2 separate regions of the Homo sapiens genome follow, and region 1 is linked to region 2. The links are chromatin contacts, found by Hi-C or POLR2A ChIA-PET in ENCODE. All regions are on one chromosome and are shown on one strand. The core of a region is the stretch at or near the end of the contact, and the rest is flanking DNA. Distances in the headings are between cores, read along the strand shown. Region 1 has its middle 110 kb from the start of UCHL1. Region 2 has its middle 64 kb from the start of UCHL1.

Region 1 (5,612 bases), core at 1,649-4,148, 47 kb after region 2:
ATGCGTGGCTTTAGGACCAGGCAGCCCAGGCGAGCTGCGTGTGCATTATTGAAGTGGCCTATCTCCTTTCAATTGTTGGGTTCAGTTTCAGGGAAAGGAGAGCTTCCCCCTCCCAGGCTATATAAAAAGGTAATTGCTCCAGGGGAAAGATAGAGACCTCCCCCTTCCTTCCCAGAGGTTCTTCTTGAAATGTAAATGCCGAGTCTGCAAACCACGGGAACCCAGAAGTTGTAACAGATGGTTTTGCATGCAGTTGCCTTGTGAACAAAGATTCCTCAGCTAATACAGCAATAATGTAGTACTTAGGGGCAGTGAATCCCCGGGTGGGGGGGCGGATTGGGGATTGGTATCTCGAGACAATTGCAACTCCTCTAGGGGCCCCATTGTCTCTGGCAGCATCCTCATTGGTAGGGCTTTGTTTTTACTTTTATTCAGTTGGTGATTAAATTTCCCATAGGTTTTTTTTCTTTCTTTCTTCTTTTTGAGTAGTCAGGAATTTCACCCTTTCATAAAAATGTTCCCTTGGGTGGAGCAAGTTAATAAACAAACTTTGCTGCTTGTCTCGCCTCGATTCTTGGTCTTCCTTGAGTCATGGATTGGCAAGAAAACATTCATTCTTAATAAAGGCTCAGGGAACCAGATCCAGGACGTAACTTGTTAGTGAGGAATTTCTCGGCGTGCAGCCTTGGCTATTTGAGGACCGTGTTACTGGGCAGGAAATGTGGCCTGGGAACGATTCCCCCACTTCAGCCCCCTTCCCCTCACTCCTTCCTTAGTTGGCAAAGGTGAAAGCTCTAACGGAGCACTAGATGGTCACAGACCACGTGGGGACAGCCCTTTAACACTCCTAGTGACTTTTTATAGCTGTAGGAACAGGTTGCACATCTAACTGTGTTTGGGAAGACTCCTAGAGGAGACAGCAAACTTGAAGTAGTAACTGTGGCTACCAGCAGGCAGGGGAGTGACTAACTTCTTTCCATACTACTTTTCTAGAAGGCCTTACTAAGCAGAACACAGTAGGTGAGAGGTCAGACCTTGGAGCTGGGCATCCTAGGTTTGAGTCCAGAGTCTGTTACTTTGTAGCTGGATGACCCTGAGCAAGCTACTTTTCCTTTACTGTGGTTCCAAATGATTTCTTTGGAAGATAGCTCTAGTTGTTAGCAACAACAAAAATGACTAAGAGTTATTATTGAGAGCATCTGTAAAACAGGATACTAATAACAGCTCACCTATTTCATAGGAGTGCTGTCAGGATTAAATCAATTAATATATTTAAAATGCTTAGAACAGTGCCCAGTACATAGGAAGTGCTGTGTAAGTATGGTTAGTAGTATTATTACCATTATTATTACCACTGCTGTTACTTTTACTACTACTATTATCATTATGATAATTATTACTACTACTGCTATTGCTATTGTTTTTTTCTGTTGTTAATAACAACTAAGGTTGATTTTGAAAGAAATGATTCAGAACACCAGATTTCCCGGGTAGAAAATATGATTCAATTGCCTACTGATTTCATCCTATTATCTCACTCTGTTAACTCTGGATACCTGGAGTCGAAGTTAACTAGATGCTACATGTCACTCTAATTTGCACTAAAAGTGACTTGGGGATCAGAGAAAAACCTTTAATATCTACTCATAAAGTGATCTTGGTAGTCCATCAAAGCTTAGAAAATTATTCTTCAATATTATGCTGAATATGTAAGTTTAATGTATAATCTTTGTTACCAAACTCCAAGCAGAATGCTCAATGCCTCTCCTCTTGTTCTTGTAGATGATCTAATATTAAATCATTATACAAATAATGGGTCCAAATATTCATCTAAATGCAGCAGAATTTTATTCACTGAGGTTGTGTCAACTCCTGCTAGGAATAAGAAGAATTCTTCCATTGATTTTCTTTCCCTCTTCCTCCCTTTTATTATTTCCTTCTTTTTTTTTGGTGGTATTTATTGAGTTACAAGAGTTTATTAGTAGGTTAGATGACTCTGATTTTCCTGATTCCCCGCTTCTCTTGGCCTCACCACCCACAACAATATTTATCTGTTCTAATCTGTGGTTCTTCTTTTCAGTGCCAAACACTTTCTGAAGAAACAGATGTCCTTCGACTTGGTTTCGGTTATGATTTGGAACAGGTTCCCAGGCCTTTAGGGAGGGACTGGAAATTTCAACCCAACTCAGCCTTATTTCTCAACTTGAGAAGTTCCTGGACTCCTTTACCTTCAATCAGAGTGTGCCCATGGGGCTTGGTGATGAATACAATCTTATTTGTGACCTAATCCATACTTCACAAGAGTGAGAACTAGTGCTGGAAGGGATCAGTTTCTCATTTTGGTTCATTCCCTGCTGCCCACATAGAATTGTTTTCTTATTCAGCTGGGACCTAATTCTGAAGATTAAAAACACTGAGGGTATCATAGCTCTCCAAGACCAAAAGATGCTTGTGTTGTTTGGCAGTAGGGAAAATTTATGAATAGCTTTTGAGATAATTTAGCATTTAATGGCCAGTAACATATGACTTTTGTGATGTAATACCATAAGTTATACATGTAGTCATTCTAATTCTCCACCTCTGTAGGGACTAGATTCTTAACATCTTTTTATCCCAACAGGTAGTTAACTTTGCAGATGGTCCTCCAGCTTTGCATAAGTTGCCAAGGAAGAGGAAGAAAAAACTTTTCTGGCTAGATCAAGGAAGGAGTAGTGGTCTGAATAGATATGTAAATGAGAGCAGGCGGCATCTTTCTCACAATGACATTTAAATAGTCTAGCTTGTTTGTATACAAGAGCAGCTATGACACAATGCTGTCACATGGTAGGAAAACAGTGAGGTCCCACAGATTTGGGGAAAGGGGATGCGGAATGGGAGGTGGAGCTGGCACTTCTTGCCCCGGCATCTCCCTGGAAACCAGTTGCATCAGGCGAGCTCCAAAGGGCAGACTGAGCACTGGCTACCAAGAAAGGGAAGGCTGAGCATGTGTTCTCAGCCACTGGGTCTCTTGGCCTCCAGCTCTCTGCTGATGGATGACAATAGAGCCATGATGTAGACAGTTGGCCTTGATTCTGTGAGTGGCAGTCAGTGCTAGGTGGGACTAGGCAGCTCTAGGAGTACTAGAAATTGGCCTGGCAGCTTCTCTTTTTGCTTTAGACCATTCTGAAGCTTAAAAGCATCATAGTTGGGGGATAACATGATGATAAAAATTATGTTAATGATGCTGATGTTGCTGATGATAAAAGGTACTATTTATTGGGTGCTTATTATGTGCCTGCTAAAGTCTATGTACAGTTGGCCCCTCGAAGTGGCGCAAAATACATTTTGTATTTTGTATTTTGGCCTTGATTTTCATGATTCAGGACAGAATCAGTTAACACTGGTTGATTTTTGACCAAACTGTTCTTACTGGAATTAGGTTTTCCTTTTAAGCCCAGTTCACTGTTCTGAGATTTTTTAAAAAGTACAATACAATTTTATAATAGAACACCTCATATGTTCCTTAGGATGTGTGTGTGTTTACATCTGAGGCAGAAGAAAGGTATCAGATATGATCTTTTTTGGAGGAAGGGTAGGGTAGATAAAAGGATGACTTCAGTGCTATTAAATCAGGAAAGGAAGGGATAATAGAACTTTGGTTTTAAGTGATTGAGAAATATAAAAATAGCCTAAACTAGAGGGCTAAAGATAATATAGGGGAAAAATAGTTCTTAAAAAAATGATAGAATATTGGAAAGACTTCTGTCTGGACATAAGATGTTATATTTCAAGGAGGAATGATGCCGTGGAATTCAGTTCTGCTGTGATAAAATTCCATGTTTGCAATATTGAAAACAACACTTCCAAAGAGATGCCCATGCATCTAACCCTGATGGGATGTGTATTAGTTCATTTACATACTGCCATAAAGATACGACCTGAGACTGGGTAATTTATAAAGAAAGGAGGTTTAACTGACTTACAGTTCCACGTGGCTGGGGAGGCCTCAAGAAACTTATAATTATGATGGAAGGCAAAGGGGAAGCAAGACAGGTCTCATATGGTGGCAGGAGAGAGAGAGCAAGCGAAGAGGGAACTGCCAAATGCTTTTAAAACCATTAGCTCTCATGAGAACTCACTCACCATCATGAGAACAGCATGGGGTAACCGCCCCCGTGATCCAGTCATCTCCCTGCAGGCTCCCTGTCCTGACATGTGGGGATTACAACTTGAGATGAGATTTGGGTGGGGACACAGAGCCAAACCATATCAGGATGGCTAGTGTATCTCAGGGAATTACCTTTGGCATCAGGAAAAGGACAGATGATATAGTCATATAAAATGCACCTAAGAAATAACTTGGCTGATACCTTTTCCCACTGTCAGCAAAACTGTGCTCTATGCTGAGACCTTAAGAATAAAATATTGGTTAGGTTGGGAAAGCTCCATGTTTCCACTGTCCTGCATTTTGCCTGTGAGAGTTACTCTAGTGTGGCTGTTGGAGGCTGCAGCTTGGCCTCCTGGTCAGTGTAAGTTAGGGACTGCCCCACCCATTCACCCCTAGATAGCCCATTAGGAGGCCATGGAGGAATACACCTGCACTTGCTTTTAAAATCAAGGTCGGCTAGGTGCGGTGGCTCACGCCTGTAATCCCAGCACTATGGGAGGCCAAGGCTGGTGGATCATGAGGTTTGGAGATCCAGACCATTCTGGCTAACACAGTGAAACCCTGTCTCTACTAAAAATCCAAAAAAAAAAAAAAAAAAAAAAGGAAAGAAAAATCATCCGGGCGTGGTGGCAGGCACCTGTAGTCCCAGCTACTCGGAACGCTGAAACAGGAGAATGGTGTGAACCTGGGAGGCGGAACTTGCAGTGAGCCAAAATCGCGCCACTGCACTCCAGCCTGGGCGGCAGTGCGAGACTCCATCATAAAAAAAAAAAAAAAAAAAAGAAATCAAGGTCAAGAACAGAAGGACTTGTAGCTTTTTCATTTCCATGACTGAAAACTGTTAAAAAAAATTCCTCAGCCTTATTTTTTTGCCAAGTATGTTCACCAAATGGGTCTGCACCAAGTGAGGAACTGAAGTTATATTTATTGCAATGAGTACATAGCTATCTTTTTCTCCCCTCAGAAGTGTTTAAAAAATATTTTGAACAATTATTTTATTTTAATTGAATATCTTATTCCAATTGAAATGGAATGAAAGCGACAATAAGCTCAGTCAAATTGTTAAAATATGAAAATAATTATTTGGGAGACTTGGCTATCACTCATTTGTAAGTTTGCTTCAGTATAAACAGTGGCAAAAATAAGCATTAATATTTTAATGTGTGAAAGTGTGCTTTCAAAAATTATTTCCTGAAAAGTGTTTACTGAGCTCCAACAATGTGCAGCATAGTGTTAGGCATGGTGTTAGGTAATGAACAAAATAAACATACTTCCTGCCCTCATGAAATATACAATGTGGCAGGGGGACAGAGAGATTAAACAATACATATATAATTACGATTTGGAATACATACTATGAAGACAAAGAATGGGGCAGGGGGGATTAAGAGAAAAGCACTCTTTAAAAAGACAAGGATTCTTAGTGAAAATAAGATTTAAGCTAAGACCACGGAAGAATTCTAAG
Region 2 (6,244 bases), core at 90-2,589:
GGCTCTAGTTCCTTGCTAGCTGTCAGCGGGTCTTCAGTCTCTCATTACATGGCCATACAGCACCTGAGTGTCCTCACAACATGACAGCTGGCTTTCTCCAGAGTGAGTGAGCAAAGGGGGAAAGGCAGCCCAAGATGAAAGACACTGTGTTTTTAAATGACCTAATTGTGGAAGCTACATACCATCACTTCTGCTGTATTCCACTGACAACACAGATCAACCCTAGTGCAATGAAAGGGAACTACCCAAGAGCATGAAGACGAGCTGGTAGGGATCTTTGGGAGCCATCTTGTGATGGTTTCCACAGCTATCTTTCTCACAACCCTTACTAGAATATTAATGGAAATTCTAAGATTCTCACACTTCTCTCTGTTATAATTCATTAATATGTACAAAAATCTCTAGCTGCTTTCAAACTGGTGACCCCATTGGAAGAACTTGCCGGTGGGGGTGAGGAGAAACCTGAGAAGAGGGTCAGATTCTTCCATCACTGTCCCAAGGGGCATAGACTCTGTGAAGATGGTCGTTTCTAGCCTGTGATTTCAGAAATTCTGGCAGGTCCCCCTGCCCTTGGTACCTCAACATAATATGACCAGTGATCCCTGAAATAACTCCAAAGGAAACCTATGCCACTGGTGAAAGATGTTCCTTTCCTATCAAATGCAGGCACACTAGCAGCACAGTAAAGCAGTGGTTCCCAAACTTGGCTGCTCTTTAGAATTTCATGGGGAGCTGTGAAAAATGTGAATTCCTGAGTCTGTCCAGAAAACCGATTCAGACTCTCCAGAGGTGGACTTCCAGACTCTGCAGTTTGAGAAGGCTTCTCTCCATCTGTCAGAGTAAGAAAAAAATTTTGAAAATCAATAAAAAAGAAAAAAGAGAAGGCTTCTTAGGAAGTTCTGAGAGAAGAGTTGGCCAAGCATCTGACAGCTGGTCCTGCAGCGGTATTTGGAAACTACTGACATATACCATTAGTGTGTGTAGATTTCAGACCCCTTCTGGGGAGTGAGTTTCAATGTTGGGAGTGAGGGTGGGATAGCCATTTGTCCACAAAGAGCCCATTTTTCTTCCCAGCTCTCTCTGCTCAATGTGCTGAGTGAGATAGTGCTTCTCAGCCTCTTTGAACGCTTTCTTGTCCCTCTGCCTGCACTTTGGTTCCCATCACGTCAGCCTTGAAGGTGGAGTGGCCTGTCAGCACCACAGGCTTGTGACTGGAGCCACAGGATCTCCTTTATCTCCTCAGCTTCAGGCTCTGTTGTGTGAATCCAGGCTAAGAGCAGTTCAATGACTCAGGGTTAAGAGGACACACCGCCATCTCTTGACTCAGCCAGGAGATCCTTCCTCTTTGGCAATAAAAGGACACAATGCTTTGTAGAGTTGCCACTTAATATAGATGAGATTACAGTTTGTGGACTGGATGAATCTAGAGACTTGTTTTCTCACCTATGAGAAAATATGCAAGGCATGGGAACATTCTTCATAGTAGTAAAAATTGAAAATATTTGTTTTTTTCATCCATTCACTCAACAAATATTTGTTGAGCATCTCTGATCTTATCTTCTACTACTGTCTTGCTTATACCTCTCCAACCACACTAACCCCGCTGATCTTCTTAGAACAAACCAGGTACTCCTCTGCCTTAAGGAATCTGCTGCAGCCTGGAACTTTCTTACCCAGTTGTCTACTGAGCTAACTTCCTCACCTTCAAATCTTTGCTTACTTCTCACCTTCTCGATAGGGGTTAACGTGACCACCCTATTTACCCCTGCAACCAGCTTCCCTTCCTTACACTGTTCTACCTTTTATTTTTCCACAGCTCTGTTTACCTTTTAATACACTATTTCATTGATTAGGTCATCGTTTATCGTTTGAGTTCCTCTCTTGAATGTTAAGTTTCATCAGGGCAGGAATCTTTGTCTGTTTTTTTCACCATGTGTCCCTGGTACCTGGCATGGAGTCTGGCACGTAAGAGACACTTGATAAATATTTGTTGAATGAATCAACTGGGAGCCGGAAGAGCAGCATGCAATACAGATAAGATCACTGGTGTCATAGAGCTCATGATTTATTGGAGGTGAATGTAAATGAATTATTACAGAAATGCTTATTTAGTGATAATTGTGATAGCTAAGAAGGAAATATGGAGTTGTATCTGAGAGTATACGAGGGGCCCAACCTAATTAGGGGGCCAGGGATAGTTTGTTGAGGCAGCAACACTTAGCCTGAGACCAGAAGGTGGAGTGGAGTAATCCAGCTGAGGGAGCTGGGAAGACAGTGGAAAGACCCTCTTAGATTTCAAGTAGTTTTCAGTTGTCCGGCTTATAACAACCGGGCATGCTGACAACCACATGGAGGTGCCTCTCTTTTCTCTTGAAGTAGCTATTCAAACTGAGTTTCCAAAAATCTGTAGACTACCTCTACACCAACATCTGAACACCAACTTCAGAATATTTCTCTTGTTACAGATGGATGCTCTTTGATGAATAACATTTTTGATCTTCTGAATGTCTCCTTAATCAGTTGAAAACAAATTAAGTTTTCAATTGATTAAATAAATTTACTCAATCCACTGGATAAAGTTTAAATATTTATTGTATCAGTCCACTGAATAAATAAAGTTTAAATATTCTCAGCAATCAATCAAGAGTTTAAGAGATCTTATCTCAGAAACAAAACCACATAAAGGCTGAGGTAAAAGAGCTTCATACTGAGAGGAAAGCCTTAGTTGATGAGATGAGCAGTTCTCTAGGTATTCTTCCTAGCACTTGAAATAAAGTACTTTGCACAAGGCAACTAAAGAAAATGTCTGTAGGAATTAGGTCAAAGTTGTAATAGTTAGGCAAGGCACGGAGGTTTACACCTGTAATCCCAATGCTTTCAGAAGCCAAGGCAGGAGGATCCCTTGAGGGCAGGAGTTTGAGACCAGCCTGGGCAATATAGAGAGATCTGTCTCTACTAAAAATAAAAATAAAAATAGCTAGGTGTGGTGGTGCATGCCTATAGTCCTAGCTACTTGGGGGGCTGAGATGACAGAATCACTTAAACTCAGGAGTTTGAGGCTACAGTGAGCTATGTCATGCCACTGCACTCCAGCCTAGGTGATAGAGTGTGGGACCCTGTCTCTAAAACCAAAAACATTATAGCAGTTAATTCCCTTCTAGAGATCACCTGGCTGCATTAGGCAGTTTTTTCCTTTTTATTACTCAGAAGAACAAACACATTTATAAGAAAATATACAGGTATGAAATAATGAGTCAGTGGTAAATACTGTGAAAAAGATTTTGAAAGCTTCTGAGTACTAACAGATCTTAAACATTCACTTGTTAATTCACCTCTGGGAACTCAATCTTTGACCTGGAAACAAGAGGAAAAACAGCATCCTTTCTTGAGCAGTATGTTCTCAGCTTCCGAGCTGCCCAGGAGATTGGGCCCCAGATGATACCTTAGAACCAGAATCAATGCTTGTGGGAGGACCATGTAGGCTCCTTCATCAGAGGCATATAGTGATACCTCCATTAATAAAGCCTCTGGGGATTCTGTGTTCTTTTTGCTTTGTTTCTGTTTTATTTTGCTTTTTTGCTAAGTTAGCCAGGTTGTGGAGGGGAATGGTATAACTTCAACTGAGGATTGTGCTGGTTGTGACCATGTCAAAAGAAGCAGTAACTTTATCTCAGGATTTCCCTCTGTATCAGTCAGGAGAGGCTAGGTTATGCTGCTGTAACAAACAACCCCACAATCTCAGTGGCTTAAAATAGTAGAGGTTTATTTTTTCACTTAACAACACATGTCCATCTGGGGCCTGTGATGGGAAAGGCTGCCACAAAGGTCTCTGACATATCCTGGAGACATTTTCTCCATTGTCTTGGCTATTAACATTCAGTTCCTCTTTACTTATGGAAATTTCTGTAGCAGGCTTAAATTTCTCCCCAGAAAATTTTTTCTTTTCTACCACACAACCAGGTTGCAAATTTTCCAAACCTTTATGCTCTGCTTCTCTTTTAAACAGAAGTTTCAGTTTCAGATAATCTCTTTGTTCACACACATGAGTGTACACTTTTAGAAACAGCCAGGTCTCATCTTGAATGCTTTGCTACTTAGAAATTTCTTCTGCCAGATACCCTAAATCATCTCTCTCAAGTTCAAAGTTCCACAGATCTCTAGGGCAGGGACAAAATGCTGTGTCTCTTTCCTAAAGCATAGCAAGAGTGACCTTTACTCCAGTTTCCTATAAGTTCCTCATCTCCATCTGAGAGCACCTCAGCCTGGACTTCATTGTCCATATCACTATGAGTGTTTTGGTTACAACCATTCAACAAATCTCTAGGAAGTTCTAAATCTTCCATCATCTTCCTGTCTTCTTCTGAGCCCTCTAAACTGTTCCAGCCTCTGCCCATTACCCAGTTCCAAAGTTGCTTCCACATTTTCAGGTATCTTTTTAGCAATACTCCACTCTTGGTACCAATTTTCTGTAATAGTCCATTCTCACACTGCTATAAAGAACTACCTGAGCCTGGGTAATTTATGAAGAAAAGAGGTTTAATTGACTCACAGTTCCACATGCTTCATAGGAAGCATGACTGGGAGGCCTCAGGAAACTTATAATCATGGCAGAAGGTGAAGGGGAAGCAAACATCTTCTTCACATGGTGGCAAGAGAGAGAGAAGGGGGAAGTGCCACACAGTTTTAAACCATTGGATCTCATGAGAACTCACTCACTATCAAGAGAAGAGCAAGGAGGAAATCTGCCCCCATGATTCAATCACCTCCCACCAGGTCCCTCCCTCAACACTGGAGATTACAATTCAACATGAGATTTGGGAGAAGACATAGAGCCAAACCATATCACATAATTATTCATAACGGGTGGGAAAGGATGTTGCTAGTAAGTATATTATAGGTGGTCTTTTGGGTATTCTCAGTAGCTGTACGTGCTTGTTCATGTATCACATGTCTCATTAGCATCTTCAATCTCCATCCAGGGGTGTGTTTTTTACTATTATAATGAGCAAAGGGTCAATCTGAGGACAAGTAAAATTAAAATGCGCATGCTTTCTACAGGGGAAAGTCCCTGAAGATAGTTCTGCTTGGATGGGCTTGATCACAATGTGAGTACTGGGGTTTGTTACGTTGCTGGTGCAGTTGCTGTGTCCCACATAACAGACATGGTAACTGACATTGTTACCAGCTCATGTGTTGACGGTGCAGTTTTCATGTCCCAAGGACATGGTTATTTCCTTTACTATCTATCCTGACTCAATAATACTGTTACTAAACTTTGGCAGCTTGTATTTTTTTCTCTGAAATTATATTTTTAAGAGTTATCCAAGTTGACACAAGGAGCCATAGTTCATTCATTTAACTGTAAGAACAGCCCTTCTTGAACCTTAATTGGCACATGAATCACTACAGGATCTTGTTCAAGTACAGATTCTGATTTGGTATGTCTGAAGTTCTCAACTGAAGCCAACACTGCTGGTTGGGCATCACATTTTTGGAGGCAAGGCTGCATAGAATTCCCTTGAATGCATGTGGGACAATTTATTCATTTATTCCCCTGTTGATGAACTCTTAGCTTGTTTTAAGTTTATTTTTACCATTACGTAACATTACAAGTATTACAGTGAGCATTCTTTTGCATATCTCTTGGCATCCTTATGCAAGAGTTCTCCAGAGTATATACCTAGAAATGCAGTGGCTGGGTCATAGGATCTACCACTGTTCAATTTTACTAAGTACTGCTAACTTGCTCTCCAAAGTGGTGGTTTCCACTGATTGCTGTATAAGAAATTTGGAAAAATTCCTTTTGTTCCATATGCTTACTGCACATGGTACTTTCAGCAGTGAGTGTGTCTTTTCATATATTTGTTGAACATTTGATTTCTTTAGTCTTTTTTCTAAGTTTATGTGGTGGATACTAATCTTAGTGTGTACCTCAAAAATACGATTTTCTTCACTTTGCCAAAATTTAACTGAGGGTTAACTTGATTAAGCCCACCAAACTTAACCTGCCCTGCTTGCTTTTAATCACTTACTTCTAGTTGATCTAAAAACTCCCACTAGCAAGTCATAAAGCCAAATAATACAGAACTAAACTCCTACTAGCTTCCTTATAGATAACATCTCTGACTGTGGGTCACCATAGTAACAGTTGCTTAAGGTTGTTTTTCAGGAGCTAAGGGGCAGCTCTTGTCCAGTTCAAGCTGGTTAAGACCATCAACCATTCAACTGGGCCTGGGAGAATTCT

The links. Hi-C counts contacts between places; a loop is a spot of excess contacts on that map. ChIA-PET counts read pairs that join two places held with the same protein, here RNA polymerase II (POLR2A). Pooled maps may share reads with other maps.
Region 1: a loop to region 2 is called in a map of Right ventricle myocardium inferior, with 2.3 times the contacts of the local background. The contact joins two enhancer-like sites. A Hi-C loop is called at or near these places in 5 of 168 maps with a recorded cell type or tissue (PC-9, Right ventricle myocardium inferior, cardiac septum and 2 more) and 2 of 50 pooled maps. POLR2A ChIA-PET finds 5 or more read pairs at or near these places in 7 of 52 experiments (A549, H1, K562 and 4 more).

What each region holds. Positions count from the first base shown.
Region 1 is chr4:41,362,958-41,368,569 of GRCh38, forward strand. It overlaps a transcript of LIMCH1 not described here. Among named protein-coding and RNA genes, the nearest start is that of UCHL1, 110 kb to the left of the region's middle. RefSeq lists an enhancer at 1-528. Within about 2 kb of position 2,899, at least 2 of the 41 ENCODE cell types and tissues checked have a DNase peak (open chromatin) inside an H3K27ac peak, as active enhancers do.
Region 2 is chr4:41,317,737-41,323,980 of GRCh38, forward strand. No RefSeq gene overlaps it. Among named protein-coding and RNA genes, the nearest start is that of UCHL1, 64 kb to the left of the region's middle. Within about 2 kb of position 1,340, at least 6 of the 41 ENCODE cell types and tissues checked have a DNase peak (open chromatin) inside an H3K27ac peak, as active enhancers do.